2 separate regions of the Homo sapiens genome follow, and region 1 is linked to region 2. The links are chromatin loops, found by intact Hi-C in ENCODE. Cell type or tissue: psoas muscle. All regions are shown on one strand. Each heading gives the region's core, and the rest is flanking DNA. Links, peaks and the distances in the headings are about the cores only. Region 1 has its middle 150 kb from the start of ECRG4. Region 2 overlaps NCK2 (NCK adaptor protein 2).

Evidence for each region. Hi-C counts contacts between places; a loop is a spot of excess contacts. Peaks named below come from ENCODE experiments on the same cell type or tissue, not always from the same donor. Only the 100,000 strongest peaks of a DNase experiment are listed, where the experiment ranks them.
Region 1: a loop joins it to region 2, with 2.3 times the contacts of the local background. A loop is called at or near these places in 3 of 110 quality-filtered maps.

Annotation. Positions count from the first base shown.
Region 1 is chr2:105,907,358-105,919,704 of GRCh38, forward strand. No RefSeq gene overlaps it. Among named protein-coding and RNA genes, the nearest start is that of ECRG4, 150 kb to the right of the region's middle. RefSeq lists an enhancer at 7,718-7,967. In psoas muscle, for the core only: no CTCF peak of the experiment used is centred there; a DNase peak (open chromatin) is centred at 3,324; H3K4me3 peaks cover 1,782 bases; H3K27ac peaks cover 4,734 bases.
Region 2 is chr2:105,783,653-105,800,725 of GRCh38, forward strand. The region is part of intron 1 of NCK2 (NCK adaptor protein 2); the gene reads left to right. Among named protein-coding and RNA genes, the nearest start is that of NCK2, 47 kb to the left of the region's middle. RefSeq lists enhancers at 3,034-3,605, 3,188-3,237, 6,372-6,421, 6,662-6,711, 6,792-6,841 and silencers at 16,909-16,998, 17,019-17,073. In psoas muscle, for the core only: a CTCF peak has its summit at 4,260; DNase peaks (open chromatin) are centred at 6,719 and 7,219; H3K4me3 peaks cover 1,209 bases; H3K27ac peaks cover 3,128 bases.

The sequences.
Region 1 (12,347 bases), core at 1-8,000, 120 kb after region 2:
TATTTTTAAATTTTTAAGGAGCTGCCAAACTGTTTTCCATAGCAGCTGTACCATTTTACTTCCTACTAACAGTGGATAAGCGTTCCAATTTCTCCACATCCTTGTCAACACTTATTTTCTGTTGTTGTTTTTTTTTTTCAGGGTAGCCATTCTAATGGGTATCACAATTGTGACACTTTTATAAAGTGCAGAGGAAGTGTCATTCCATTAGAACTTAATCTCACGTCTGTAACTGGATGTGGGAACTTAAACTTCAGTGTCTGCATATCCTCAAACCAACACACATCTTGGCATTAAAAAGTACATTCAACTTACATGATATAGTACCATCTTGAAAGATTAATTTGTAGCTACCTTAACCCACAGGTGACGTGCACGGAGTCCAGTTTACCCAAATTTGGAAAAGTGGAAATCTGAAAGAAAATTAGCAGAAGACTGGAGATTAGTTCTAAAAGTTGTTGCTAGAAGATAATTAGCATTTAAATTGGCCAAGTTGAGCAATAAAAATAAAAGTATTTTAAAAATTTTTGAGTATAAAAGTATAAAAGGAAAAATAAAAGTAGCCTTAACCATCACCATTTCCCCTCTGCCTGTAACTTTAATGGATTTAATCCTCTCGGATAGGAGCAGGCAACCCAGCCCCACTGGGACAGTTGGGCTGGAAAGTTTTATCTGTCTCTGCACACTTTAGACCCCCTTTCTCTTTCACGCACATCTGTAGCTCTTCATTGAGCCATTGTTGAGATGTTGGTTCCTGTGCTAGGCCATGGGTTGCAGTAGCAAAAAATATACACAGATCTCTGCCCTCAGGGAGCTTGCATTTTATGGGAATCCGTATATGAGAAAACAAATCATGCAAGTTATGGATTGATGGAGAAACAAAGTTGTGATGGAAAATGAGAGGGCCGGGTGTGGTGGCTCACGCCTGTAATCCCAGCACTTTGGGAGGCCAAGGCAGGGGGATCACTTGAGGTCAGGAGTTCGAGACCAGCCTGGCCCTGGTTCGAGACCAACATGGTGAAATCCCATCTCTATTAAAAATACAAAAATTAGCCAGGAGTGGTGGTGCCTGCCGTAATCCTAGCTACTCAGGGCTAAGGCAGGAGAATCGCTCGAACTGGGAGGCAAAAATGAGGTGGCTGCCTAACTTAATCAGGATGATTTAAAAACAAAAATAGAGAAATTTTATTCATTTATTTTTGTGTGTGTTGCCAAGATACAGACATAGAAATTTTATTTTTTTAGACAGGGTCTCACGTTGTCACCCAGGCTGGAGTACAGTGGCACAAACACGGTTCAGTGAGCCTCGACCTCCTGGGCTCAAGTGATACTCCCGCCTCAGCCCCACAAGTAGCTGGGACCAAAGATGCACACCACCATGCCCAGCTAATTTTTGTATTTTCTGTAGAGATGGGGTCTCACTGTGTTGCCCAGGCTGGTCTTAAACTCCTGGGCTCGAGGGGTCCACCCGCCTCGGCCTCCCAAAGTGCTGGGATTATAGGCGTGAGCCACCATACCTAACCCTGGAGTGAATTTTTAACACAGCCTCTTTGAAGAGTTACTATTTAACTCTTTAACATTTAGAGACTTCGAAGGAGCCAGTTATTCCCAAAGACAAAGCACGAAGCAGGACAGGCTCTGTGTGGGCCCTGAAGGAAATGGGGATAAACTTGGAGCATGCAGTGCTTGAAGGTAGTGTGGAAGGGGTCTGGCCAGCTTGAAGAAGGCTGAGGCAGAAATAGTTCGAAGTAGAAAAATGTTCATCAAGTGTTCAGTTTTAAATGTTCGTTTTGCCAAGTTTTAATCATGGTAAATCCGAGATGCTCTGAGCCCTAAAAGGGAGTTGTCAAAGACAGTTGCAATGTGCCAATCTTGGTACCAAATGTGGGACTTCTCGGGGTACAGATGGCATTTAAAGCCAAGGAAGTAAGTGGGCTGTCCCGGTAGAGGACACAGAGAAAGAGGAAGGGGAGGTTCAAAGCAATGTCCACTTAGACTTGGAGACTAAGAAGAGGATTAGAGGGACAGGAAGAGAGAGAGAGGGAGGGAGGGCCAGACGGAAGTCAAGTCAGATGAGGATAGAGACAAAACCCCCTGGGACAGCAACAGAAAAGCCAGTGACCTTGACATGAGCAGTTTGGGTGGAGCAGGGGGAAAGACAGATTGAAGAAGATTGAGGAGGGACCGGAGGATGAAGAAAAGTTTGGAACTGAGAAAGAGAAATAGCTGGAGGGCTTGAGGGGCATTTCCTGAGATGGAGACACCAGAGCTTGTTTACTCGCTTGGGCAAACAGTCCTGGAGACGGAGAAGCGAAGACGGAAGAGGGGGTTCTAAAGAGGGAGGGCATCAGAGCTGCATCAGAGGAGGCTGGGACAGTGGCACAGCGCGACTGCTGCTGCTACCTGGAAGAAAAAGGAATGGGAGATGTAGCGGCCTGGGGATTTGATGACCAGAGGAGGCTGGGGGGCCTGTCTGATGGCCTCTGGTCCCCCAGGAAGTCTGAGGCTGTCAGTGGGAGAGTTTTGTGTCCTCAAGGATGGGTTTTGAATGGGTTTTGATTACCCTAAAAAAAGCTGAGTTAAAAACTAAAGATACAATTACCAAACCCCGGTTCTTCCTTAAGTTTCTAAATTTGGCGTGCAGATCTTTTTACTCTATTTATAAACTTAGCATTTAGTAAGTCCTTTTCATTACTTGGATTAATGTCTACTTTCATTTTTAAATTGAATTAAATAAACTCCTTTAAGTATTTTAACTACTTTTATGTGTCTATTAATTCCATTTCCTTTCTGAAGCACTTAAGCTACCTTATTAACAAATAAACCTTTCCAAGTACTTAAGTAATCCTTGGAATTCTAATAAACTTAGAAATATAGTGAGTCTTAATTCTCTTAAATTCTCCAATGCTGTATATTTAGTAAGATTATAACCTAGAATAAAAAGCCTAAGTTCAATTATGCATTTTAAATTAACAGGCCCAATTATCTTAAATTTTATAAATACATGAACTACCAAATATGCACAAGATTTTTAATCTCAAAAATATTAATACCATCAGTTTGATTCTCTTAAACATTTCTACATTTAACTCAAAATCTCCCTGGAATTAGGAAATGTTTACATACAAAGAAATTATTGTCATCCCCAACAACGTTGGTATAACTTTTCTAGGAGGTTTCTGAGTTTACCTTCTCAGCTGCTGGGATTTTTCAATTAAAAACAAAAATCAGAAAGGTCCTCGACCCAGACACTGGCTGGGGTCTTGCCTACAACCCCTGGCAGGCTAAGTGTGAGCTCCTCCGAGGCTTGGCTGTCCTCTCGCAGCAGGTGCTCCCTGCCACCCCCTGGATCCTGATGACCCAGTTGCTGTTTCCCTAGTCATGACTGTTTTCTATTACCTGCACTTTATTACATGCAACTAATCTCTTTTCTAGGCCATTCTATGGGGGAGTCTTTTCATATTTGTCCTCCTGCTAGGGCCATAATTCTTAAATAGATTATCAGGCACCCAGTTGACTCTCTTATGGCATTGCTTGGCTCTAAGGTCCTTGGGTCTAATGATAGAGGCAGGGCCATCAGACGAAAGGGAAGTTCTGAGAAGGCTGAGTGGGGAGGGGCTTGCGGAGGCGAAAAGGCTAAAACGGCCTTCAGGAGCACGAGGGTTTTATTGAACTTATGGGCTGGGGTGCCCAGATGGCTCCACGAGCACCCACGCTCCACTGTTAGTTCTGTTTGTTCTGGGCTTACAAGTGTTGCAACACCTGTTATTTCAGGCTTACGTGTTACTGTAAGAATATAGCTGCACTCAGATGGCTTCCAAATGTCATTCCACGCTCACTCCATTTTAAAGAAAACCAAACTGGAAGTTGTAGAGGAGCCTTTATAGTGACTTAATAAAATAAAACAAGAATGCAGAACTAATCAGCCGACCCATTCTCAAAGGAAAGGCATGAGCCTAACTCAAAAGACTGGCAAATTAATCCCCATTTCTATGTTGTTAGCTAAAATCATGGTTCAAAGAACTCCCAGCTTTAACTTACTTTTATTACATTTTGAACTTTTTCTACTTAAGTTACCAATTGCCAGACCAAAGCACATTGGATAAAATAAACTCTATTATAGTTATGAAGATAAACTGTGGGATATAAATTTCATATGATGGAAAGTAAAGAAGAATTGATGAAAAAAAAAGAGAAAATGCCAGGGATCAATGAATTGGGAGGTCTTAGTGAGATTGAAAGATTAAGTAAACGAACCAGAAGGACAACTGACTGTGGCTGGAAAACAGGATGTATGAATTGCACATTTGGAGGTGGTGCAGTTGGTAACGAAGAAGGAAGAAAGGAAAAAGTCATTGGCGAGAAGAAAGTCAAGAAACTGGATTAATCAGGATGACCTTGAGCCAATTCTTGCTCTTTAAAAATGTACTTCAAAGATTTGCACTCATGTGATTATCAAGACTCACTGCTTCTTTGCCTGGGGAAGTTGTGTGTGATGGGTTGATTTTATGTGTCAACCAGACTGGGCTAAGGAGTGCCAGATATCTCATTAAACATTATTTCTGGATGTGGCTATGAGGGTGTTTCTGGAAGAGATTAGCATTTGACTCAGTGGATAGAGTAAAGAACATCCACTGTCACCAATGTGGATGGGCACCATCCCTTCCACTGAGGGCATGAGTAGAACAAAAATGGCAGAGGAAGAGAGAATTCTCTCTCCTTCTTGAGCTGAGCCATCCATCTTTTCCTGTCCTTAGGCCTTGGAGCTTCTGGTTTTCAGGCCTTCTAGTTCCAGGGTGTACACCAGCAGCACCCCCAGGTTCTCAGGCCTTTGGCCTCAGGCTGAATTACACCACCAACTTTCCTGGGTCTCCAGTATGCAGATGGTAGATTGTGTGGCTTCCTAGCCTCCATAATCATGTGAGTCAATTATCTATATACTATCATTTCCGTTTCTTTGGAGAACTGTGACTCATACAGTGCAGAAACACACTCATGGAACATTTTGAGCTAGAAGGTGCCTTAGAGATTGCTTGGACCCACACTCTTATTTTATAAGAAACAAAACTAGGCATAGAGAGATGGTGGGAGGGAGCAGCATAGGAAGAGCGTTCAAATGGGGAGAAGTATAAAGAACAGCTATAGCCTTCTCCAGACAAATCCCTGGGGTGGACGTCTTTCAGAGGGAGTGTGCCATGGCAAGGGGCTCTTGAGTTTTTGAAGACTCAATCTTGCTGGCTACCAGAAAAGGCCTGTGGCAGCCTGGTCTGCCAACCTCAGTACCGATTTCAGGTTGAATTTCCTTCTGTGGGTCTGCCTCAGTGGTCCTCGTGCATGTCCGAAGGTCTCTGAGATGGTGGAACTCTGCTGGCCGCCAAGCTTGGTTGCTTCATTACCATGACAGCAGAATCAAAGCCTAGGTCACAGGTCTGAGCCTGAAATGAGCACACTCATTGCTGGTGGGAGTGAGAGGTAAAGGGGTCATCCTGCAGTTGGGAGAACACAAGTGTATCCTAGGCTGATGGAGAGGAGGTTGCATGCTGCTTGAATTGCAAGGGACATCCATGAGCATGACTGGGAAGGAATAGATGGGAAACTTCCTAATAAGTGTTCTCATCTTTCACCATCAACCTGAATACTGTTATTTTACACCCCTCAGTTTCTGACCCTTGAAGGCCTGTGGACTTGAAAAAAAGCACGTTCTCAGGAAGCATCTCCAATGTTCTTGAGCGTTCTTGAATGTTATCCTGAATAGACAGCCAGGCATTTGGAGAGAGGGTCCTCCATCTCCCCTGAAGGCCACTATCAGGAGTTCATGTGTTTTGAAAGTGGGTCAGACCTATTCATCCTCTCAGGCCATAGCTCCCCCTCTGCAGTAGTCTCTAGGGAGGCTTTGTTTCTGTGGACAGCGCAGTGCTGGAGTCACTGGGAAGAGCTGGTCCATCAGTTTGTGTCGCTGCCAATCGTGAGAACAGCAGGACCTTGTGAGTTGCACTCTGGGCTTCTTCAAGGAAACCATGGCCCTGACTGATGTGGAGGGAGCACATGAAAGCGACTTTCGGATCCAAGGCCAGCCAGCTCTCCACAGTAGAGTCTGGCCCTGAAACCAGGAGCCCGGCACTAACAACATCAGCTGGAGCTTCCAGAGGGTGAGATCGTGGCCGACTGTGGCTCTATGATTTCTGAACCACCTTTTCTAACTCCCAGAGACTAAGAGACTGTGGAACACATTTTCATCTCTTCACTGTGTCATTTTCTCACTGGAATAAGTCTCCTAATGGGTCCCCTTGCCTCTGTCTCAAACTCCCCTTTCTGTCTTCCACACAGTTGCTGCCTTGGGTGGAAGTGGGGGTTACATTTCCTAAAAATGGCTCATTCCCACAGGCTCTTTCAAAACCTTGCCATTCAACCACCAAGAGATGGAGTCTCAATCCCCTGTCCTTGAAACTGGGTAGTCTTTGAGACTGTCTTTACTAATATAGTGAGGAAGAAGTGATGCTATGTGACCTTGGAGGTGAGGTCAAAAAGATGATGCAGCTTCTGCCCAGCTGTCTTGGGACATGCACCCTGGTAACACAGCTGCTGTTTGGTGAGGGAGGCCAGGCCCAGGGAGAGGCCAATGAGGAAAGGAGCAAAGTTCCTGGCCTTCAGCACTGGGTGGACCCACAGATGACCACCAGTACCATGACCTTGAAAGCAGATCCCCCCACCCTCAGCCCAACCAACTAGGAATACCACGTGGAGCAAGGACAAGCATTTCCTGATGAGCTCTGCTCAAACTGCAGATTCATGAGCAATAGAAATGACTGCCATTAATTTCAGCCATTGTTTTGGATGGTCTGTTATGCAGCAGTGGATAACCAGAGCACCAGGTACACACCGCCTCCCTGCTCATTTCCCTGGTTATAAGAACCTTCATGGAGGTAGGTAACCCAGCTCTGTCCACCTCAACGGCCTTATCTCGCCAACCCTCCAGTCATAAGGTTTTATTTTCAGACACCTGATCTTGCCACACTCTCCCTTCTGCCTGGAAAGTTGATCTTTCTGTCTCCAATTACCACTCTTTTCTACCTAACTCCCATTTGTCTTCAAGACTCAGTTCAGGAATCTCCCACCTGAGAGACTGGATCCACTCCTCATTTTGAGCTGCATACTCCTCCCATGTGTGATCCCCCATAGATCTGTGCACATTTTCATTGTAGCATTTACCACACCATGCTGTAATGTATGTGTTCCTCCCATAGATGATGAGCTTCTTGTGTGAAGGACATGTCCTATTTGTGTATGTAACCCCAGAGAGGAGCACAGCACCTGTCATAATGTACATGGTCAGTAAATATTTAATGAATAACTACTTCCAGACATAGGGTCTGATGCCATGAAGCCCTACTGTAGCTGGAAGAAGACGTGATACTGTCTGCCTGAGATAGGTCCCAAGCAGGTTTCTGCGGCCCATCTTCTTTGGTGGTTTATATCTGCTTTTACTCAGTCAAGTTCTTTCCTGCCTGTCATCAGAGCTACATTTCTTGCTTTCTAGCTCCTGCATTCAAGATGAGTCCAGGCCATATTGTCAGCACAGTCTTGATTTTAGAACCCCAGCCCCAGCAGTGTCTACTACTTAGTCTAGTTTATCCACAGGTGCCCAAGGCACTGTGTGTGGAACACAGGGTGGTGGCTTGTGGGTGCTTCTGACTCCAGACTGACAAGTTACCTAGATTCTACCTGTCACTTGAGGTAGGCTGTGGTAAACAAAAGTAGCATTCAACAAGCAGGTGACCAAACGACCAATGATTATCAAAACCTAAAGAAAACAGTCTAAAAATAGAAGAACTGACAACTGAGGAAACAGAGCTAATTCAAGAAACACTCACTTGAAAATGAATGCAACTAGTATTTTCAGATTTGAGAGAATGCTGATTCACAAAATGGAAGAAGCATAGCAGATGGAGTGGCTGCTGGCATCTGGAAATGTTCTTGACCTTAACAATGCAGAAGAGAAACTACAGATGAAAAGTTAGTCAGTGAAAAGGGGAAGACTGCTGAAGAAAAGCCCAAGAGAGCCTTTCCGTAGTTGATAAACAGTGGCTAAAAGTCTAAGTAAGTTGCCTAGAGTTAGCAAGGTAACCTATAGAGAAAGAAAAGAGTGATGTGAGAAACTGAAAGGGTGGGAAAGGGGAGGTGAAATGTGGTGTAAATAAATGAAATCCTCACCCATCTTAGCAGAAATCTCATGTCCAAAACAGATAGATCTAGAAATAGGCCAGTTAATTAAAGACATAGAAGCACCTATAAACTAAGGTTGGGAGATAAGGAAGATGAGAGTGTTTTTCCCCTTCAAATGTATTTGAATCTTCTGAGTCTTCTCACAATAAAAATGGCTTACCTGTGTAATAAGAACAAATAAATGTATAATGAAATACAAGTACATTTGCATTATGCATACATGTTGCTACTATAAACCAAAAAGTACCTGAGACAGGTCTCAAACAATTTAAAAGTTTATTTTGCCGAGGATAAGGACATGCCCAGGAAAAAGGAACACAAAGCCACAGGAACAGTCTGTGGTCCATGTCTTTTTCCAAAGATGATTTTGGGGGCTTCAATATTTAAAGGGGGAAAGTGGGCTGGAGGGGAGAGAGGGAGGGTATGGTCACGTTATTGAATCCATGGGTTGCAAGAGAAAAGGGGCCAGGTAAGGTGGCTCATGCCTGTAATCCCAGCACTTTAAGAAGCCTAGGCGGGTGGATTGCTTGAGGTCAGGAGTTCAAGACCAGCCTGGCCAACATGGTGAAACCCTGTCTCTACTGAAAATACAAAAATTGGCCAGGCATGGTGGTGGGTGCCTGTTATCCCAGCTACTCTGGAGGCTGAGGCAAGAGAATCACTTGACCCTGGGAGGTGGAGTTTGCAATGAGCCGAGATTGTGCCATTGCACTCCAGCCTGAGTGACAGAGCGAGACTCCGTCTCAAAAAAAGAAAAGGAAAAAAGAGAAAAGGAGCAGGTAGGGGAATAGTCAATTAGATATTCCTCTCATGCTCAGTAAATTGGCACTTTATGTAAGGATAAGATGAACATAGAGTAGCTACCTGGGAAGCTACTTTTTATCTGTAGCTATCTGCTTAGGAACAAAAGGAAAGGTCTTGCATTACTCCACTTTCAGCTTAGTTTTTTCCTTTTGGCATCGTTAATTGGGATCCCAAGATTTTATTTTCCTTCGACACTGCCCATGTAAATTCAAGTATGCAGGCAGAGAGAGCTGGGGAAGGAAGGAGAATGAGAGAAATGACATTGAAATCCTGTAGTGGAGGTGACTCCACTGCTCCTCTGCTGCGGGCATGGAATTTGCCTCCAGGTGAGTGTGAGGGAGGAAATGGAAGCCCACTCTTCTCTTACTGGGTCTCAGATGTTTGCCACACCGGGTGGGATCTTGATGCTTAGAGATAAGAGTTTTAGTAAAACATGGTGTCCTAAACACAGCCTTTAGGGCGCTAATAGCACTCATGGTCCTCAATATCCAGATGTTGAGTGAGTGGAGACCTCAGTGATCTGACATTGGCTTCTCACAGCAGAAGCACTTTAGATTTGTGCCTAGGTAGTATTTTAAATTCCTCTACCTAGATTAACTGTGAGTGACTGTGTTTACCAGTGCTCTCTGCAGCTGGCTTCATTAGGGGCAAGCAGAGAATGATTGATTCTCCCACGGCTCCTTTAAACTCTTTCCTTCTTTCCTGCCTGTGCATGAAATCTTGAGCAAGTCTCCCAATGTTTTTGGCCCCTTCAAGCACAAAACCAGTCTTGTTTCAATAATTGAAAATTCCCATACAACAGGATTCCAAAATCTTGTCCAGCTGAAAGTGACCCCATCTTAGGCCTGTGCTGGCTGGAAACCTGCGACAGCATGGCAGCTCCTTCCCTGCTCCTCACCTGCCTCCCCACCTCCCTCTCACTGCAATGGGCTGGAAAGGGGCAGAAAGGCGCAGTGTGTGGAGGAAATGCCTTTCCTGACTGGTTCTTTTGTAATGAGGATGTGGATAGATGTGCAATTGCTGGCTGTTCCTCCCACAAAGCACATTGGCCAATGCTTGGAATCCCCCTGCTGCGACATGTGGATCACGTCTGTCCTCTGTGTGGCTCTGTCTGACTCTTCCCATGGCCTGTGAGCTTCTGCTGGAGGCTTCCTCTGTCCCAGACAGTCCTCCTTGGTGGGATCCCCCTTATGATGACCCCAGGCCAGGTCCTCTCTGCAGGGTCCCTGACTGCTCTCCAGAACGCATCACCCTCCATGCAAGTGCACGTGCACTGTTCTCAACCCAGCTGGGAACCCACTATTTCCAACCTAGCCTGTTTTCTTCATTCTGCTCCTACCGAAGAGCTGCTGTAGCCCTTAGGCTTAGTAGGTGGGAAACAAAAGTTTCTCTTCATCCCAAACTCTAGGCAACAGGATATCCAGCTCTCATGAAGTCCAAATCACTTGTCTTGAGGGAAGGGGAAGTACTTCCTCTCTGTGGGGTATGGGCAACCCACACATACTCCCCACCGCCAATCTCTTCCACCAGAACCTGCTCTGAGGCCTTGCTGGGTGACACTGGCAGGACTGGCTCCATAGTCTCCATGCACTCTGCTTTAGGGCACAGCACCCATCGTTCTGCCTTGAGAGATGAGCCCACCACGTTGTCCTCAGCCCTGGGGGCTCCTGCCAAAAGTGAAAGATACAGAGTCCCAGTTTACATCCTGTTACACCCTGAGAGTTTCCCCCGGAGTTTAGTCCTCAAATAAATCCACTAGTAGTGGAGCCTCCTTATTTAAGATACTTAGGTTCAGACTTGTCTGTGAAAGTGTAATTGGAGGTGAGGCAGAAATGGGTTTGTATGAGGGCTCCTGACAGAACGAGAAGGAAGGAGTGGGGGTGGGGGAGGAGAAAAGGAAAAGGAGAGCATCATATCTGCCTGAGAACGGTCCCCACCCTCACACCATGGGTTCCCATCTGAGCTCACTGGGGGACGCACATGCTGAAGAAAATGGCATCCCTATACACACAACGGGGCCGGAGTAGTGGGCACAGGCAAGAAAGGCCTCCCTGGAAGAATGCAAGGGATCCACACAGATGCACCCAATGTCTCTGGAAATGACTGGGCAAGACTTTGAGTGAAACTGGAGACCTGGCATTAATGAATGGGATAAAGCTAGAAAAACCAGAGTTATCCTTGATAATGTCACAACATGGAGTCCACAGGCTGGACAAACCTGGGACCATGGAAGCTATACTTTTAAGATCTTAATACAACGTTCAGTTAAAAAACCCTTCTGCTACCTATTTCCTTTAGAATACAAGATGCTAAGACCTGGAAAGCACCCCTTGCAACATCCATGTTTGACACTTTGGACAAAAGGGTTGGCTGTGCAATTCTTAGGACCCTCATCTCTGTCTGGACATTAGTGCCTCGCTATGGCCTGTGCCAAAACATGCGGTAGCGATAGCACACCCGTAGTAGATTAACATAAGTCATAGCCGTTCAGAAATTTCACCTCCTGCAAAAATGCGTTTAAGCTTTTCTTCAGGGAAGGCTGAGCTGTTGGCCCCAGAAGACTCTCAGCTGACCTAAACAACCCTTCTTTTTTATTTTCAAACAGTCTTAAATAGGTTTCTGCATGTGATGACAACAGACAAAAAGATAAATACAGTACATTGAAATTATTCATCTGGTTAAATATTATTGCAATATCTTGAGACTTTGCTAACTTCTCCTGGAGTTCAGATTCTCAGAGTCCTTTGTGTGAACCTCCACTTAAAATGCACAGCAATTGTGCACCTATTTGATAAACTTCCTCCTGTCACTTTCCGACACACACTGGCCATCAGTGCAAGCCAGTGGCTGAGACCGGCTCTTCTTATGCTGTGCTGTCAGCCACAGCCACTCTGACCATAACCCTGGGCCTCCTTTCTGCAGAATAGATTTGCACAAAGACCTCTCTCATAGCTGTTTCTCTCTGTCCCTAGAGGTCCCTGGGCTACGTCCTTGGGTTGGAACCCAAGCCAAAGCTAAGTGCAATGACACAATTGAGCTATTGTGTGAGCTGTAAGTAGAGGGAGGATGGCAGGGGCCCAGGGCTGACTCACCAGGCACACCTGCCTGGTCTGGCCTTCAGGGATCCCAGAGGGTAGAGACTGGGCCTCCTCATTCCAGGCCTTCCACCCCCAAGGGGTTGGGGACATCTCTTCTGCCTCCTCCTACTGTCCCCTGCTGCATTTCTCCTGGCCTTGTCTTCTCTCTACCTATGCAAAGGCCCAGAGGCCAGGCCCTAGACACAGTAGCCCCAAGCCACACCAGTTCTTCAGCAGCTGTGA
Region 2 (17,073 bases), core at 3,435-11,434:
GAAGAAACCCTGTAAATATTCTGGGTAATAGCCCTACATAAATGTATTCAGATTATGTTTTTTTTTCGCTAATAGGTGAAAAATGATGACCTCCACTCTTTCCAAGAGGGGTGGCCTGTTCCTGAGCGACTTCAGTGTGCTTCCCCACAGAGAGGGTTTTGCAGCTGGAAACAAGGGCATTTCTTCCCAGAAAGTGGGAGTTGTTTCGCTTCTCCCTTTATAGTACTGCCTTGTAGCAATCTGAAATGTGGATATATTTGGAATTTGCACGAGAAAATGAAACACCCTTTCTCTGCAGAAGACAGAGTGCCATTGCCTTTGCAGGTCACTGAGTAAGCAGCAGGACCTGCTTCAGCTGGACGGCAGGTCCCTTCTGTGGCACCTGGTTGGCCTCAACACCATGCGTGGCATTGGCAGTGATGAAATTCATTTTCATTCAGGAAAGCGTCACTGGGAGCTTTTCTTTTTTGAGAGAGGCTCTCCCTCTGTCACCCAGGCTGGCGTGCAGTGGCGTCATCTCTGTTCACTGCAGCCTCTACCTCTTGGGCTCAAGTAATCCGCCCGCCTCAGCCTCCCAAAATGCTGGGACTACAGGCATGAGACACCACGCCCGGCTGTTATTTCTAATAGGAAGTTGCCATCCCTTTTCTCACCCCAGTGGCATTTCTGGGGAGCAGTTTTCCCACCTGCTGATCGGACTCCTTGTGGTGGTCATATGGGCTTGGGGTGAATCGGGAGGGGAGAGTTTAATTTGCTTACATGTCAAGCTGTTTAAAACAGCCTTTCAGGCTAGTAAGTATTGATGCTGGTTATATTGAGGTGAAGGGGCATGTTAAATTCAAGATACATTTGTGTTTCCACTATGTGGAGCCTCGCTTGTGGAGGGTACAATGTAGAGATGTATTCAGGTCTTTACAATGTAGGTGAGCATAAATGCATTTTTATCATTTCTATAATAATCACATTTAAATTGAGCATGTCTGTGGTTAGGCAGGCAGTTACAAATGCTTGCCATAAAAGATTCTCATTTAGTCTAGTGAAAACTATAACACCATCAAACTTGCCCCTGGAGGAGCAGTGTGTCTGTTGAGGTCCATCCGTTCCTCAGCAGCCACTGTTCCAGGCCCGTGTTTCCCACACTTCCCATTTCAACATTCTTAGAATATGCACAAAGAGTGTGTCCTCAGATACTGACAGAATAGGATACACGAGTAAAGTTAGGAACACGTGCATGCACTTAGGCAGCCTCCCAGTTTGAAATGCTTTCTGAAGCAGGTAGTTGTTTTTTATGTGTTTTTTTGTGTGTTTTTTCGTTTTTGTTTTGTTTTTGTTTTTGTTTGTTTTGAGACGGAGTCTCGCTCTGTCGCCCAGGCTGGAGTGCAGTGGCGCGATCTCAGCTCACTGCAAGCTCCACCTCCTGGGTTCACGCCATTCTCCTGCCTCAGCCTCCTGAGCACATGGGACTACAGGCGCCGGCCACCACACCTGGCTAATTTTTTGTATTTTTAGTAGAGACAGGATTTCACTGTGTTAGCCAGGATGGTCTCCATCTCCTGACCTCATGATCCGCCCATCTCGGCCTCCCAAAGTGTTGGGATTACAGGCGTGAGCGGCAGTTGGTTCTTTACGGTGTCACTGGGAGCCGAGGTGGCCATGCTGTGTGTGTCCAAGTGTAAAAAGAACCAGAGGACGGTTCCCCCGTCCTGGCCAAGGAGGCTAGTGGGAAGCTTCCTGAGATGTCTGTGGACACAGGAAAAAATTGTTGTGTTGTCCTACAGGGAGACATGTGAGTGTAATTCCTGCTATTCAGAAAGATAGAGTCCAAAGTGACACGACCAAAAGACCGCCAATACAAAATCTAATGCAGCCTGCCCAGTCCTCCTTGTAACCTGGTCCCACTGACAGGTTTCCCGCTGTGAACAGTAAAGGGAAAGGCCCAATCTCCAATAGCACCAATAGAGTGGAAGCCACAGGATTGGCTCTGAGCCACCTCAACATCCGCTCAGGTGTTTGCAGGTATGCCCAGCCAGGGAGTCTGGGGCAGCCCTGCCGAGGTTAAGTTTGCCTTTGTGCTTTATAAGCCGAAGCTTGGGAGAACCTGATCACACCCAAAATGTCATTCTGAGGGTCAGCAGGAGGTTGGGCGCAGGACTCCTAGTAAGTGCTGAGTCTATTTATTTAGCTGTTCTCATTTGATGTGCTGAAGAAAATAAATACGATATCTAGTAGCAGTGCAATACTTTTGGTCTAGATGATGGTCCAGGGAGGCCCAAATTATTTAACTTGGGCGACTGGTTCCCTGGACTTAATACCTTTTGCCTGTTTTTTGTGTTTTCGTAAACGTGTGTGTGTCCACTCTTTGCCCATCTGTCAATTTTCTCATTTACCTTCTGCCTTATTTGCCTTATTCTCACGTCCCTTCCACTGCACATCTCTCTATCAGTTAATTAATCCATTCATCCAGCCAGCCTTTTATTGATCATCTGTTGTGTCTAGGGCAGCATGATTAGCGTTGTGGACTGAACAATAAATTACAAACAATCCCAGCACCAGGGATGAAAAAATTATGTGTACAAATGACTCTGATAACAAATGATTATTTTGAATCTATGTAATAACCGTAGTGATCATTAGCTGAGCATGTGCTATGTGCCAGGCCTGGCTCTGAGCACGGACTTGTTCCATTAGCCCTGGGAACGGCCAGTGGGCAGGCTGGGGACAGGATGGGAGTTCGGGAAGGCTGGGAGTGTTGTCTTGGGCCTGTCTGGAAAGGTCTCTGCCTTTGGAGACCTGGCTGCCAGCCTTGGAGGTGGCCCTGGCCGCTGCTGGGATCTTGTGTCTGCTCCTCTCTAAGCATGAGATGCTGAGTCGGTTCCTTTAGCTCAGACTCATCCACACCTTTAGGAAAAGGAGGTAATGCCGGCCTCGCGCGGTTATGAGAGTGAAATTAAACTCCACATAGCTGGCTCAGGGTGAGGCCTGATAAGCACTGTGTCCCTGTGGTGGCTGTGGCCTGGCCTGACTCTCCTGGGTCCCCGGGCAGGGCTTCCTGTCTCCATCGCTGTCTCTTATTTCTCTGCCTCCTTCAGGTCCAGCTTCTACTCTCTCCTCCCTTCTGCCTCCCCCACGCATTGCTTCCTCCTGGGTTTGTTCCCCTCTGCCTCTCTTGGGCCAGTGCCTTCTACCAGCCCTGCTCCCACCCTAGCCTTAGGCTGACTCCCTTACCTCTGCTGCTCAGGCACCCTCCTTTCTAAAGCATGGTGATAACAGCACCGTCCAGACTCGAAGCAGGGGACCTGCGAAACTTCAGCTGGCGTGGTGCCGCACAGGTGCTCCCTGGCCTTGGTGGCTCTCAATGGGGTGAGCATGTGCCCTGCTTTCCTCTCTTCTGCCCTTTGCTGCGACTCCTCTGCTGTCTTGCTCTGCCCGCTGCAGGCGTGGTGGCACTGGGCAGCTGCTGTTACTCCCACTGCCCTCACCTTTGACCCTCAGCCCTGAGCACTCAGCTGGATTTCTCTTTTCTGGGTTGGTTGTCCTCACACTGAAGGAAGCTCAGCTCAGCGCCGTGGAAGGGGCAGGACCCAGTCTCAGCTCTGACATGGTCATATCTGTAGGCTTGGGCTGAGTCTTCCACCTGCAAGTGCAATGGACTGAAATTTTATGTCCCCCAGAAATTCAGGTGGTGAAGTTCTAACCCCCAGTGTGACTATATTTGGAGATGAGCCCTCTGAGGAAATAGGGTTGAGAGTAGGGCCCCCATAATGGGATTCCTGCCCTTCTGAAAAGAGACAGCAGAGAGCTCTCTCTGCCACCTGAGGACATAGCGAGAAGGCAGCCATCGGCAAGCCAGAAAGTGGCCCCCATCAGACTCTGCTGGCACTTGGATCCTGGACTTGCAGCCTCCAGAGCTGCGAGAAATGAATACCTGCTGTTGAAGCCCCCAGCCTGTGGTCTTTTGTTAGGGCTGCCTGAGCTGACTCAGGCAGTGAAGCTACCTCAGTCTCTCCCTGCGGTGGAGACTCCACCCCATGGGGTGTCAGGGTGCACTGGTGACCACTGCACCTTCCCCATAGGAGCATCTCCACTAGCCAGGTTCCTTCTTGCTGGAAACAAGGCCCATCTTTTCTTGATGACAGTGAGGGAATGGGTAGATGGGAAAATTACGGCCATAACTTGTTTTGCTTTAATTTTGGGCTACATCCATGTTATAAGATGATCTCATTCTGTTAGAAACACATGCGTATACCGCCCCCCACCGCCCCCGACTTGTAGATCCCTGGCCCATTGGCAGAAGTGAGTAGACCTGGGCTTCCTGCCCTCCTGGGCTCCACGTGCCACCAGCCAAGGACAAATCAGAGTTGGGATGTGTCTCCTTCCAAGGTTGGATCTGCTTGGATCCATTTTGGATGCAAAAGTGAGGGTGCTAGCTTTGAAAAAGCTTCTCAATTTGACTTTCCTTTCACTTCCGTAAAGTGTAGGGGATTAGAAGTGAGAGTTGGGGAGGAAGGAGGCCAATTCTAGATAAGTTTTTTCATCAGCTATGTGAATTGGAGACAAAAGTTAGAAAACCTAGGTACTAGTGCTGTCTTTTGCTTAAAGGATTTTTGTGCCCTTGAAACTTCTACACCCATAAAATGCATTTTCATGGAGTTAAAGCCATTGCTTAAAAGTAGGTTAAAAGGAGAGGGAAATTCTTTTCTCCATTTCTATCAACGCCATTTAGATGATGATGTTTCAGTCTTTTTTCCATGCTTAGGTTTCCTTTTTCCTCTGGTTTGTATATTTATAGTCATACTCTATCCAAATGAACTTTTCTCATTAATAGGGATTCTGAAACTACTGTTATCTCCATCTCCTCTTGAACAAGTAATACAAGCAATATATATTTTTGATATTTAACATATCTATAGTTGTACTATATTAATACAATTATTATACTGTATATTACTTATATGTAGGTTAAATAAGACACTTCTGTTGGCCAGTGCAGAACTTCCTCATCTCTAAGTGCCTTCTCCTAGAGTTTTCTATTTTTTTGTTTTCTTTCAATATGCTTTATCCATAGAATGCATAATTTTTTTTGTTTGTTCTCCTTCATTCGTTTTCTTCATTCTTATATAGCTTAAATCAGTTACAAACAAGCCACTGTAATCCAATACTCTGTACTTTAAACAAAAGCTATCTGTGTTAATTCTGTTGTGTTTTGACAGAGGGTGACTAGTCAGGGCAGCGGATCTCTTATCTGCTCGTTTGGGTTTCTAAAAATGTATTCTGGTTGCATTCAACTTTTTAGAATTCTAAACTGATATAGACAATTGTTATTTAAAACATGGTATGACTGTGAACGATTTAATGCACGCTTCTCTGCCAATCTCCCCCTCCTCCCGATGCCCGCAGCCTCACTTGTGCTCAGAGGGTTCCAGCGCCCAAGTGAGCCCCACCCACCTTCCTCAGCTGAGGGCCTGGGACCCTCGGCTCCCATAGCGGGTGTGAGAGGCCAGGTTTGCAGTTAGATGTGGCACTTCACACCATTTTTTTCTTTTTCTTTTTTTGGAGACAGAGTCTTACCCTATTGACCAGGCTGGAGTGTAGTGGCGCGATCTTGGCTTACTGCAAACTCTGCCTCCCAGGTTCAAGCAATTCTCCTGCCTCAGCCTCCTGAGTAGCTGGGATTACAAGTGTGCACCACCATGCCCAGCTAATTTTTGTATTTTTAGTAGAGATGGGGTTTCGCCATGTTGGCCAGGCTGGTCTCCCAACTCCTGGCCTCAAGTGATCCACCCGCCTCGGCCTCCCAAGGTGCTGGGCTTACAGGCATGAGCCACCTTGCCTGGCCTCACAACCTTTTTTCAATGAGAAAAACATTAGCCTTCTTTTGTTACACATAAGAGAGTTCTTTCTAGTTGAAGAGATGTTTCCCTGAGTCTTTCTGATGAAAATGATCCTCTTGCTACATAAAATCCTTATAGGAGCAATAAAACCTGCCTTCGGAACCAGCTGTAAAGCACTTATTGTCCATCATCATCTGCTGGTGAGGACCTTGCTCCCCGGCTTGTGATTCTCAAACCCCAACTTAGGCTTGCTCCCGGTTAACGGGAGGGCTTTTTCTGACACAGACTGCTGCCCCACACACCCCCAGTTTCTGCCTCAGTGGTCTGGGGTGGGCCCCAGTAATTTGCATTTTTAAAAAGTCCCCAGGTGATGCTGGTGCTGGCCAGGGCACACCTCACCATCAGATAACGAACAGGTTGGATATGAGTGGTCGCCAACTAAATGTTCACGAATGGATGTTGTGTTTTGCCATCACTGCCTGGAGGGGGCAGGGTAATCAGAGTCCAACACTAGCGTGTTCATGTATTGAGTGCAAGGGAGCAGAATTGGCTTGTCTTCAAAACATCTTAATTTTTATTGCTTCTACTTTGTGGAATGTTACTTCCTATTTGTAGAACGAGAAGAATTAAAAGTTGATTTGTGAGCTAAAAATACGGGCAGCCGTTTCTTCTTCATCAAAGCCCACAAATAGACCTGAACATTTAGACATAAAAGTAAACCGTTAGAAATAGTGTGCATGTCATTAGGATCTGTTGATTGGATTAAAATGACAGACTCGTTTCTTGGCTTCCTGCAGCTCTCGTCATTGCCCACCATCTATTTTTAGCAGATCTTGCCCTGCTGACTCAGAGTGGGAACAGTTGCTGAGCCCTGGGCTTCTCAATGCCATAGGCTGGCAAGTAGCCTGACTTCTAGGATGGGTAGCACTCTATGCCTGGGCAGCAGGAGAGTCTGTGCCTGTGAGGAGACCCCTCTGCAGGCAGCCTGGGAGCCCGGCCACCCCCGCCTGCCCCATTTCTTGTTACCTCACCCACTGAGAGGAGCCACCTCTGGAGCCCTGGTTTCCTAGGCCCTTTGAGAAGTGTGCCAGGTGTTGCTGCCTGGAGTGTCATCACTTGATGTGACATCTTACTGCATCCCCCGCACCTGTCCTCATCTTAGGTGAAGGCATCAGGCCAGGCCCTTAGTGCCTCCTTCCTCTGTTCTGGGCACCCCTAGGGGAGAAGTGTACATGGGTGGAGCTTGTCTTCAGGAGACTGTACCTGTTTCTTTAAGGCTGCTGTCCAGGTGGGTCTCTCGCTGCCAGCTGATGCACATAGGCAAGACTTGGGTGGAGGGAACGGCCTTTGAGCTGTGCCCGAAGAAGGAAGGGTGTGGCAGGTCAGCCCGAGGCAAGGGAGGAGAGTCCTCATCTGCAGGGCTTGGTGAGGAGCCAGCCAGAGTCCAACCCCTCCCCTTTATATCACAGATGCACACTGCTAGGGGAGTGCTCCTCGTGTTAGAACCTGCAAGAGTTGGAAGGCACTGCTTAGAGGTTGTCCGCTCCCACTCAGGAAACTTTGGGGCTCTGGAAATGCCCATGAGCAACACAGCTGAGAGGGTAGGTACTGTATGTGGGAGCCACTTGGAAGCCCCTGCGGCCCTGGGCTCAGCCACTCTGCACCCTCATTTTCTCATTTGTTAAATGAAGAGGTGACAGCGGAAGATCTCTAATCCTTCCTTCCAGGATTTAAATTCTAGTAATTCTTAAGAGAATGTTGATTCATCTAGAGAAACCTGAGGCAGTGATGTAAATTACAGCCACACTGATAAGAAACTGGTCATTTTTTACCTCTCCCACGTAACCTCTGTGCCTTCACGTTTTTCTCTTCACTCCAGAAGAAGAGTGACCAGGTGTGGTGGAAGGCTCGGTGGCTTTCACGATGGGAGGATATACGGTGTAAAGTGCCTAACAACAATGTAGGGAGTGCACCCTCGCCCCGTTGCCGTGCTTACCGGCCAGAGTGCTGCTGCAGATTACTCTTCGCTCACTGTCTTTGGGATGTCCTTATTTGTTCCGTGTATTACAGTGTAGTTTATTGTATGTTTTTAGAGCACTCTTGTGTTCATTTAAACTTCTCTAGAGCAAAGAGCATTTCGAACTGACTCCATAATAGATCTGATCATAGTGACCTCTTGAAGTGCTTGATACAGGGTTTCGTTTTTCTACTTGACAATTCAGGCAAATCAGTGGTATACATTCTTCGTAGAGCTTGTGAGTTTTGTCTATAATTTGATCCATGTAAAAATGACGCAGCTGCTCGTGGTGGTTGTGTTTTGATAGGCCACTCAATATTTTCATATCTGTTGTATATTTAACACCCGAATAACTTACCAAGATTTTATCGAGTGAACTGATTTTTCTTTTTGGGAGGAGCAGAGGTCAAGCTACCAAAAATGTTTTTTCGATGTTTTGAGTGTGTGTTTTTTAAGCATAATCAGAAACAAAAAGAAGAGCCTTAATGGGTTAGCGGTTGATTCTGAAAAGCAAGCTGTTGATTGTGTTGTGGGCTCTGCACAGAGCCGTGGGAACGCTTCCCCAGTCCTGCCTTGGTGACCGGAGAGATGGATGAGATTTTGGAGACCCCTCCTGCTCAGCCTCACCACTGACCCGCTCCATGCCCTAGGCAGGGAGGTGCTTTGCGCACCTTCATATGTAGAAGATGGTTTGCTGCTTGGGGGTTTCTGATGGCCCTTTCAGCTATCACATTTTATGATGATCTTGACATTCTTTGTAAGATGTGATTTCTTAGTTATCAAGATCATCATATTCAGTGTAGTCCTAAGGTAGAATCAGAATAAATTGCCCAGCTTCAGCAGTTATCAATTAATGGCCAATCCTTTATCTAAGCCCCTATAGACTCTAACAGATTATTTCTGAAGTGAATTCCAGACATCAATTCCTGTCCTGTAAATATTACGGAATTTCAATAACAATAACTACTTAACAAGTATGCAGTCAGTGTTCAAATTTTCCCACCTGTCTCAAAATGTTATTTACAACTGGTTGTTAAAGTCAGAATCCACGTAAGGTCCACACATGCAGCTGAATGATCTATTGATTTGTCCAAACTCGTTTGTTTTTTTTTTTCCACCTTCCCCATGCCAGTTGATTTGTTGGCAAAACCCGGTCTTTTGTCATTTGGGCTTCCCACAGTCTGCAATGTGCTGACTAGGACCCTGAACTTCCTAGAAACTGCACATCAGAACCAGAGCCAGTCTGGTGCGATTTTCTGGCAAGGCTGCCCCTTAGGTGGTGTGTGTGCATCTATCAGGCCGAGGCCCATGTGAGCAACCTGGATGGCCGTGGCCTCCACCTGTAATGCACAGGGGTTGCAAAGTGATGATTTTCTGATTCAGTCACTCCTTCTGCACTTGCTAGCCAGGTGAGGAGAGTACTTGTCAGCTATTACCCCGACGTGCAGTTTAGATGGGAGTCTTTCCCTTTCTCACCAACCGAGTCAGCTTTTCCCTAATGGTGGGATTCTTTCCTGTCCTGTGTCATGAAGCCAACCCATGAAACTGAAGGTGAGCATCAAGCAGTGCAGGCTTTATATAATGGCCGTGGAATTGAGAAGTGGCAGTGTGGCTCGCAAATTGGCTTCTCAGTCCATGAGAGGTGGGAAGCCACAGATGTAGGACATCTTTAATGAAGGGATTGGGCATTAAAAGCCAGGAGAGGAATATTCATGTATTTTCTGGGAATGGGTGGAGAACTTCTGGAAACCAGAGTGCTGCCTGTTTTTTTGTCCCCTTATGGTTTCTTGTCATTGTCATGGTGATTGTCAACTGTCATGGTCCTAGTGGGAGTGTCATTTAGTATGGAAATTAGATGATAATGAAGTTAAAGGTTCTTCAGAGGTCAGGTGAGCTGCCATCTTGGATCCCACTGGTTTCAGCTGGTCTGGTCAGGCAGGGAACTTCTGACCTCGGGCATCCTGTTTCTGAGACAAGTAGAGTTAAGGCAGGGTAGAAATTCACCTAGGTCATGTAGGCATTGCACTGGCTAACAAGTTTATTTGGCAGTTTTCAGAGTAAATAGTTCTGGTTCCCCAGTATCCACCAAAGTGAGCAATGAATTTGTTTATTTCTTTGTTTTGAGTAGCAATTGTGGAACTCTGATTTAAGATACTTTGTGTGTATTTTTACCCACTGCAGTTGACACCCTCATTGCTGCTCAGGCTGCCCCAGCCTTGGCCAGCGAAAGCTGCCTTAGGTGGCCTTCGTGTTCTCTTGCCACGTGCCTGTAGTCCTTAATAATCACACCGGAAAGCAGGGAGCTGTGGGGGTTTCAGGCTCCTTTAGACAGTGCCTACCCCAGCTGGGGTCTGCGTGCCTTCAAAGAACTGTGGGGACCACTACTGTTTATGGGTTGCTTCTGGTTTGGTCATTGTGTCTGAGCCTTTTCAGTGGATAAAAGCTTTTTTTCTTTGGTGTGGTTTGTTTTTAAACATAATCTATTATAAATTCACATTGATACTTATAACTCAAAATTAGGATTCTAAAATATTGTATCTTTCGATTTTTTTTTTTTTTTTTTTTGGAGACGGAATCTTGCTCTGTCGCCCAGGCTGGAGTGCAGTGGCGCCATTTTGGCTCACTGCAACCTCCACCTGCCAGGTTCTAGTGATTCTCCTGCTTCAGCCTCCCAAGTAGCTGGGATTACAGGCGCCTGCCACCACGCTGGCTAATTTTTGTGTTTTTAGAAGAATTTTCTAAAATTTCACCATGTTGGCCAGACTGGTCTCAAACTCCTGACCGCAAGTGATCCGCCCGCCTCAGCCTCCCAAAGTGCTAGGATTACAGGCATGCGCCACCATGCCTGGCTGAATCCTTTGATTTTATATTTCCTTTATGCTGAAAATCTTTGTCCCTAGGATCGTTTACGTAATGACTTATTTGCTTGCTTGTGTGTTTTATTTATATACAATATATATAAATGTTTAAAATAACCCCACCAATATAATTGCAAACCATATAAGTACTGAAAACAACAGAAAATGTTTTTGTCCTTAGGGTTTATCTCACAGGGGAAATACAGTCCAATTATTGTATTTCAAAGTCTTTCAGGATAATTCCTCTCTGTACTTAAGCCACCAACTCAATTTATAGTTTAGTTTGTTTCATTCTGCTTTTAATTTTTGGACTTTAAAAAAGTTAATAGTTTATTATTTTATTTATTTATTTATTTATTTATTTATTTTTGAGACGGAGTCTTGCTCTGTCACCCAGGCTGGAGTGCAGTGGTGCAGTCTTGGCTCACTGCAACCTCCATCTCCTGGGTTCAAGCGATTCTCCTGCCTCAGCCTCCCGAATAGTTTATTATCTAAACTGTTCGCATGGTTCCGCAGCCAAAGATGGTTATGTCCAGAGAATGATTATTTTGTATGACTACTCTCTCTATCTTCTTTTTTCCCTACTCTTTTCCATCACCATTTTTTAAAGATGTTTTTTTCTTTCCCCTTTTTATTTCTTGCTTTTTAAAAAAAGTTTTATTTTTTAGAGCAGTTTTAGTTTCACAGCAAAACTGAGCAGAAGGTACAGAGTTTTCTCATATATCCAGTTCCCCCACATGAACTAGCAACATCCCCGACAGGGTGCTGCATTTGTTTCTGTGGGTGAAACTGCACTGACAAAAACCAATCACCCAAAGTCCAGGGTTTATATTTGGGTTCACTCTTTGCGTTGTGCATTCCATGGGTTTGGACAAATGTATAATAATAATTATTGCTTTTTAATGTGAGCAAACACATATGTGTATACAGTGATATATTTTTAATTTTTTTTTTCCTCAAATAAGCAATAGCATACTCTATACACTTTTCCCAAGCAAGAGGTCAAAGGTGGTTTTCTAATTATATGGTATATTGTAACTTAATCATGATATTGAGTTAAACTGAATGGGCCTGTTTATTTAGTTATTTTGAAACGGGTAATTATAAAAACTGCTGCATAAATATTTGAGTCATATTCCAAAAGAGTTAGAAAATACATGGATATTCCTGTCTTATTTTTGCTTTAACAAACTTGGTCTATTTAGTTTACATGTATGCTCCGTCAGTGGTTCTCAGCCAGGGTGATTTCATTCCCCAAGGGATATTCAGCAGGCAGTGTCTGCAGGCGTTGTTGATTGTCACCAATTTAGGCAGGGTGTGGATTGTTGTTAAACATCCTACAACGCAGGGGACAGCTCCACGACAAAGAATTACCGAAACGTCTGTATGCCCCTGGTGAGAAACACTGCTCATGTTCAACCAGGTATTTGAGTCATTATTCCTCCCTCTAGACCTCTCCCTCCTCCCTAACTTCCTTCCTTCGCCGCTTCCTCTCATCTTCCACGCACCCTCCCCCCAGTCTTTTTCAGTAAAACTAGGTATTTACATCTAGGACTTTAGGAAAACATGAATCATTTAAAATGAAACACATCAACGATATATTCTTTATTACCAGTCTTGTAAAAAGAGCAAAACAGTTTAGCATTTGAAAGCTCTATTGTAGTTTGCTCTGGTATAAATCATATGTGCAGTCAAACTTTTTTTGGAAAGCTAATTCTGCTTTATGATACAGGTCCCAAGAAGACAGAATTTTATTAGGTGCATGCACATGGAATACCAACTTCAGGGTTGAAAGTGACTGAGGTTGATAGTCTCTGTATTGGCCGCCCTCTGGGCACTGTGGCTTCAGGGTTGAAAGACAATCATTTGCAGGCGTGTGTAAGTATATATGGCTGGTGGGCAGAGTGGTGGCTTTGCTGCTCTTGCAAGGCTGTTTTGTCATTGATGGCACACAGGAGAGTGCTGGAGGTTAGTGTCAGTTTATCTTATCTCTGTACTTCCTGTTGCCTCACTTTAGGATCTTAAGAAATATTCAATTTCCACTAAAAAGAGGAGTGAACAATTCAATGTTTTGCTGTTTTAAGGGTCATGTATGTAAATATGGATGAATGGGGGCATTGGAGCAGGGAGCACATGGGGTATTATTGGCACCGGTTGCAGAGAGGGCCTGGGGACATGAGTGTGTGGCACAGAACGCAGGTGTTCAGATCGGCAGCGTCTGGACTGAGCCTGGGAGCTGGAAGGCTGGAGATGGTGCTTTTCTTCCTTTTGCATTTGGCAAGGAAGAGTATCCCGTAGTTTAGTGTTATTCCAGAAGCTCTCGGCATCATGTTTATTCCCTTTCTTTTTTTTCCCTTGTACTTTCTCATACCTCTATCAGATAAATTAAATGAATTGGAAAAATAACTAAGCATTTCTCTTTGACGCAGGTAAATGCAGTATACATTTGATTCCATGGAAAGGAAATATATATAATTAGAACACTTATAGACATTAGTGGTGACAGTTCACAGGTTAGTCTGCCCTCTCAGGAGTTGTCTTGATAAAATAAATTTTATTAAGCATGTTACTTGTAAGTGTCAGCACTTATCTGTGGTTGGTTCAGTACCCCTAGCTGGGGTGAGTGTTTGCTGTGATGATGGTTACAAGCATAGTCTTGCAGAAATGGATTTAGTCATCACAGTCCCTTTTTTATTTTAACTTTATGTCTCTAAGACATAAAAATTTATTATCCTTTTTAGGCCTTTGACTCACAGTTTGTACCACCATCTTTTCTTTCAGCATCTCCCCCACCCACAAGAAAAAAGTTGACATTGATTTCTAATCCTTTCTGTCTGGCCAAATTCAGGATCTTAGAAAGGACACCCCTATTTCAGCTCCTATACTAGTGTTTTAAGGGGAACCTTTAAAATGGGATTCTGAAGCCTTGGCTGATTTTTCTTTTCTGCACAGGAAATAACCAATTTGTGCTATTTCTGGGTGGTGTGTGTTGAACTCACAGTTCTAGGACCGGAAGAGACTGCCAGCCATGCGGTTCCATATTGTGCAATGCAAGGGCAGAAATGGTATCCAGGTCTTTCTAAGGGGGAAAAAACCAGTATGGCCAAGCAGCAGGCTGCCAGGCTGTGCGGGCTAGCAGAAGGGAGGTTCTTAAATTCTCTGCACCCATGTGAGGGAGGCTGCTCTCTTGACAGCGTCTTAGGGTCAGGATGGCTGGAATGGAGCGTGGAGCCTGGTCTGGTTGGAGTCCCTGTGTGGCCTTTTGGAGATGAGTATGGTAACAGTGAGGCAGGAAGTGGCTGGATTTGCAGCGACTGTGTGGAGCCTCCCTGTTTAGGCTTAGTGAGCTGATGCAAAGTCTTTCGTAACCATGATCAGTTAAAACAAAACACCTGATGTTGTGGCCTCCTGTCAGCTTTTGTCCTCCTGTAGAAACAAGATGCTTCTAGAAAACCAGTTTGTAAATTTGGCACAGAAAAAAAACCCTTTCAGCAATTTGGTGTGGACTCTGCTTGTTAATTTATGGCTTCGCAACTTTTTTTAAGCTACCGGCACTAACAGCAGATCTTTAAGTGTTTAATCGTCCCAAGTCAGGTTTGACTGTGGGCTGACTAGCTATAGTGATCTAATTTGGTTCATTTCCTAGGAGAAGAAAATTATAACCACATTTTTATTAATTTATGGTTTTGATCCATCTATTTTAGACTCAATATTAAATCATCCCCTACTTCCAGAAGATGTGTTTTTGAACATAAGTATCTTTAGGATTTAATATTCTATGAAAGGAGTAGGAGCTAATGTTCGCTTGTTGTAATGTTTGTTTTCTTCTGATATGATGATTTTGTTGAAAAAATGTATTTGAAAGAGTAACGTGTAGGTAAGAAATAAGTTAGCCAAAACCATACTTCAAGGGAAGCCTCCCTCCTATCCTGGGAGCCCGGATAGCCTCACTGTGGCCTCTTGTTTGTACATCCAGAATATTCTTGAAACTGGGTTAGCTGAGTCATTTTTTTTTCTTCTTTCAGTGTTCTCCTTTTTTCTTTTTATAAAATGAAGAGATCTGTCCACAAGTCTAGCTTTTAACAATGAGAAAAAGCACTGAATTGTACACTTTAAACAGTGAACCAGTTTGGGGTCTGGTTTAGAGAGAAGAAATAAGGGTTAAAATTGTTTTCATCTTCCATATCTGATTCATATAATCAGATATGAATAGTGAAGTTCCCCAAAGATACATGTAAGCTTGGAGTAAAGACAAAATGTATGCATTACTTTGATGGGGGAAGCCTGTGGTGAACCCACTGAGGTTGCTGGTGATTAAGTTTATGTGGACGGTGAATCTCAACAGAATGAAAATAAACTGTGGGTGTCTATTTTGAAGCAGATGAACCAGGCAGCAAAGCAGTAGCTGTGGTTCTTCATAGATAAATACATTTAGGGAAATTAATACAAAATGTTCTTACCTTATTTTTCTGAGTTGTTCACCGAGCTTCCTCAGATGTTAACATCTTAACCACAGCACAGTTTTGAAAATCAGGAAGTTATACCAGGTTGTTGTCATCACACTTTCTGATCTCCAGTGGTCTGAAAGGTGAGAGGTGATATCTTAGTATCATTTTAGTGAAGTTCAGATGTCCCTTTTCATCAGTTTGAAGGCCTTATATTTTCTTACCTGGTTTTCCTTGGCCCACGGTTTTCTTGGTGTGTTGGTCTTTTCTTGTGTCAAGTTTATTTAAGAAGCTCTCGCTGTGTCCTGTCTGTCCTTCGTGTCCTAAGTTGCAAATGTTTTCTCCTAGCTTTTTATTTGTCTTTGGAATCTATCTGTGGTATATTTTATCATGTAAGAAAATTTTTTATGTTTATGTAGTTGAATTCATCCCTCTTTTATGGTTTCTGGAATTTGAGTCCTAGGTTTAAAAAAAAAAAGTTCTTCCTTCAGGGTTATAAAGGGTGTTTTCCATATGTCCTTCTATACTTTTACTTTTTCATTGTAAATCTTGGATACCTTTGGAATTTATCCTGTTGTGGGCGTGAGATGTGGCTCCAGCTTTCTTTCAGATGGCCAACCAGAGTACCCCATGGCCATTTATTGAGAAGGCTGTCTCTTCCCTGGGGACTTGACTTGAGATAGTGCCTTTATCATACACTGAATTCCCAGAGGCCTCTGGGTCTGTTTCCCATGTTCCTGCTTCCTAGTGTTTCGTTAGTCTGTCTATCTGCCACACCAAACACGAGCTGATGAGTTATTTGAAAACTTCCTATTTTAAAGCAGAAAAACAAAACGGAATACCACTATATGAAAGCCTATAAAAAGCTAATTACCATGTTTACATAAATGGTACAATAGCAGCCCAGAGGTCACTGGGTTGTTTTGGCATGGAGGGATGCTTCCCTCTACCTCAAGCCTAAAAGTGGTTAAGATAGATCCATTTCAAGAAGCCATTGGTCCTTACCTGGCCTTCCCCTCCGCCATCTTGCCACTATGTTCTTGGCTATGGAGACAGGATCAGGGAATTTGATTGAAAATCATTAATGACATAACTTTTTTTTTTAACAGTGAGAGAAACACTCAAACACTACATTTTGCAAAGTTTGTAAGAATCCCTCCCAAGAGTTTCCTTTGGTCAGCGTAGCTTCTGGTAATAAGGAAATCTGTCATTTGGAAACACCATCTTTGTTCATGTGGTATCATTAGATGTGTCTTTGCACCAGCATTTGACAGAGACCATGACAGTTTTCCTCCTGAGCCCTTACTTTGTGAGAAGAGAGGGTCAGTGCAGCCATGTAGCCTGGCTGCACCGTATAGTCTGGCTCTCCCTGGTCTCCGGCACGGGGGCCACATGCCCAGGGTGAACACCAAGGAAGGGATCCTGAGTCCCCAGGCTCCGGTTCCAACTGCACACCTTGTTCTCTGTCCTCCCTGTGCACGCCACCTAATTCTCTGCTGTGAACGGGGTAATGAGGTGTTGTCTTGTTGTAAAGATTGATTGAGATAGTGCATAAAGAGGGCCTAGTCTGGTCTGTGGTACCCAGGATAGGGTTGGTAAATGATTGCCATTAGCATTCATCTGTTTCCTTTCCTCTTTAGAGCATGAAATTCTGAGGTGCACAGTTCCTGAGCTTTAAACTTGAGTGCTGGAGGCCAAGGAAAATAGAATACAATTCAGGATTACGTAAGAGTGGCATATGTGTGTGTGATTAGCCCATAGAAGGCGGAAACCCAGCTGACATGGGGTTAGTCTCAAAGTTCTACTAAGGCCTAAGAACAAGAAACATTCATCCTGTTTTTGGTCTGTTTGAGATAAATGGACCGAGAGAGTGGGTTTGGTGCTTGGTTTCTGATGGGACCAGTTGCAGGAGCACAGTTGAT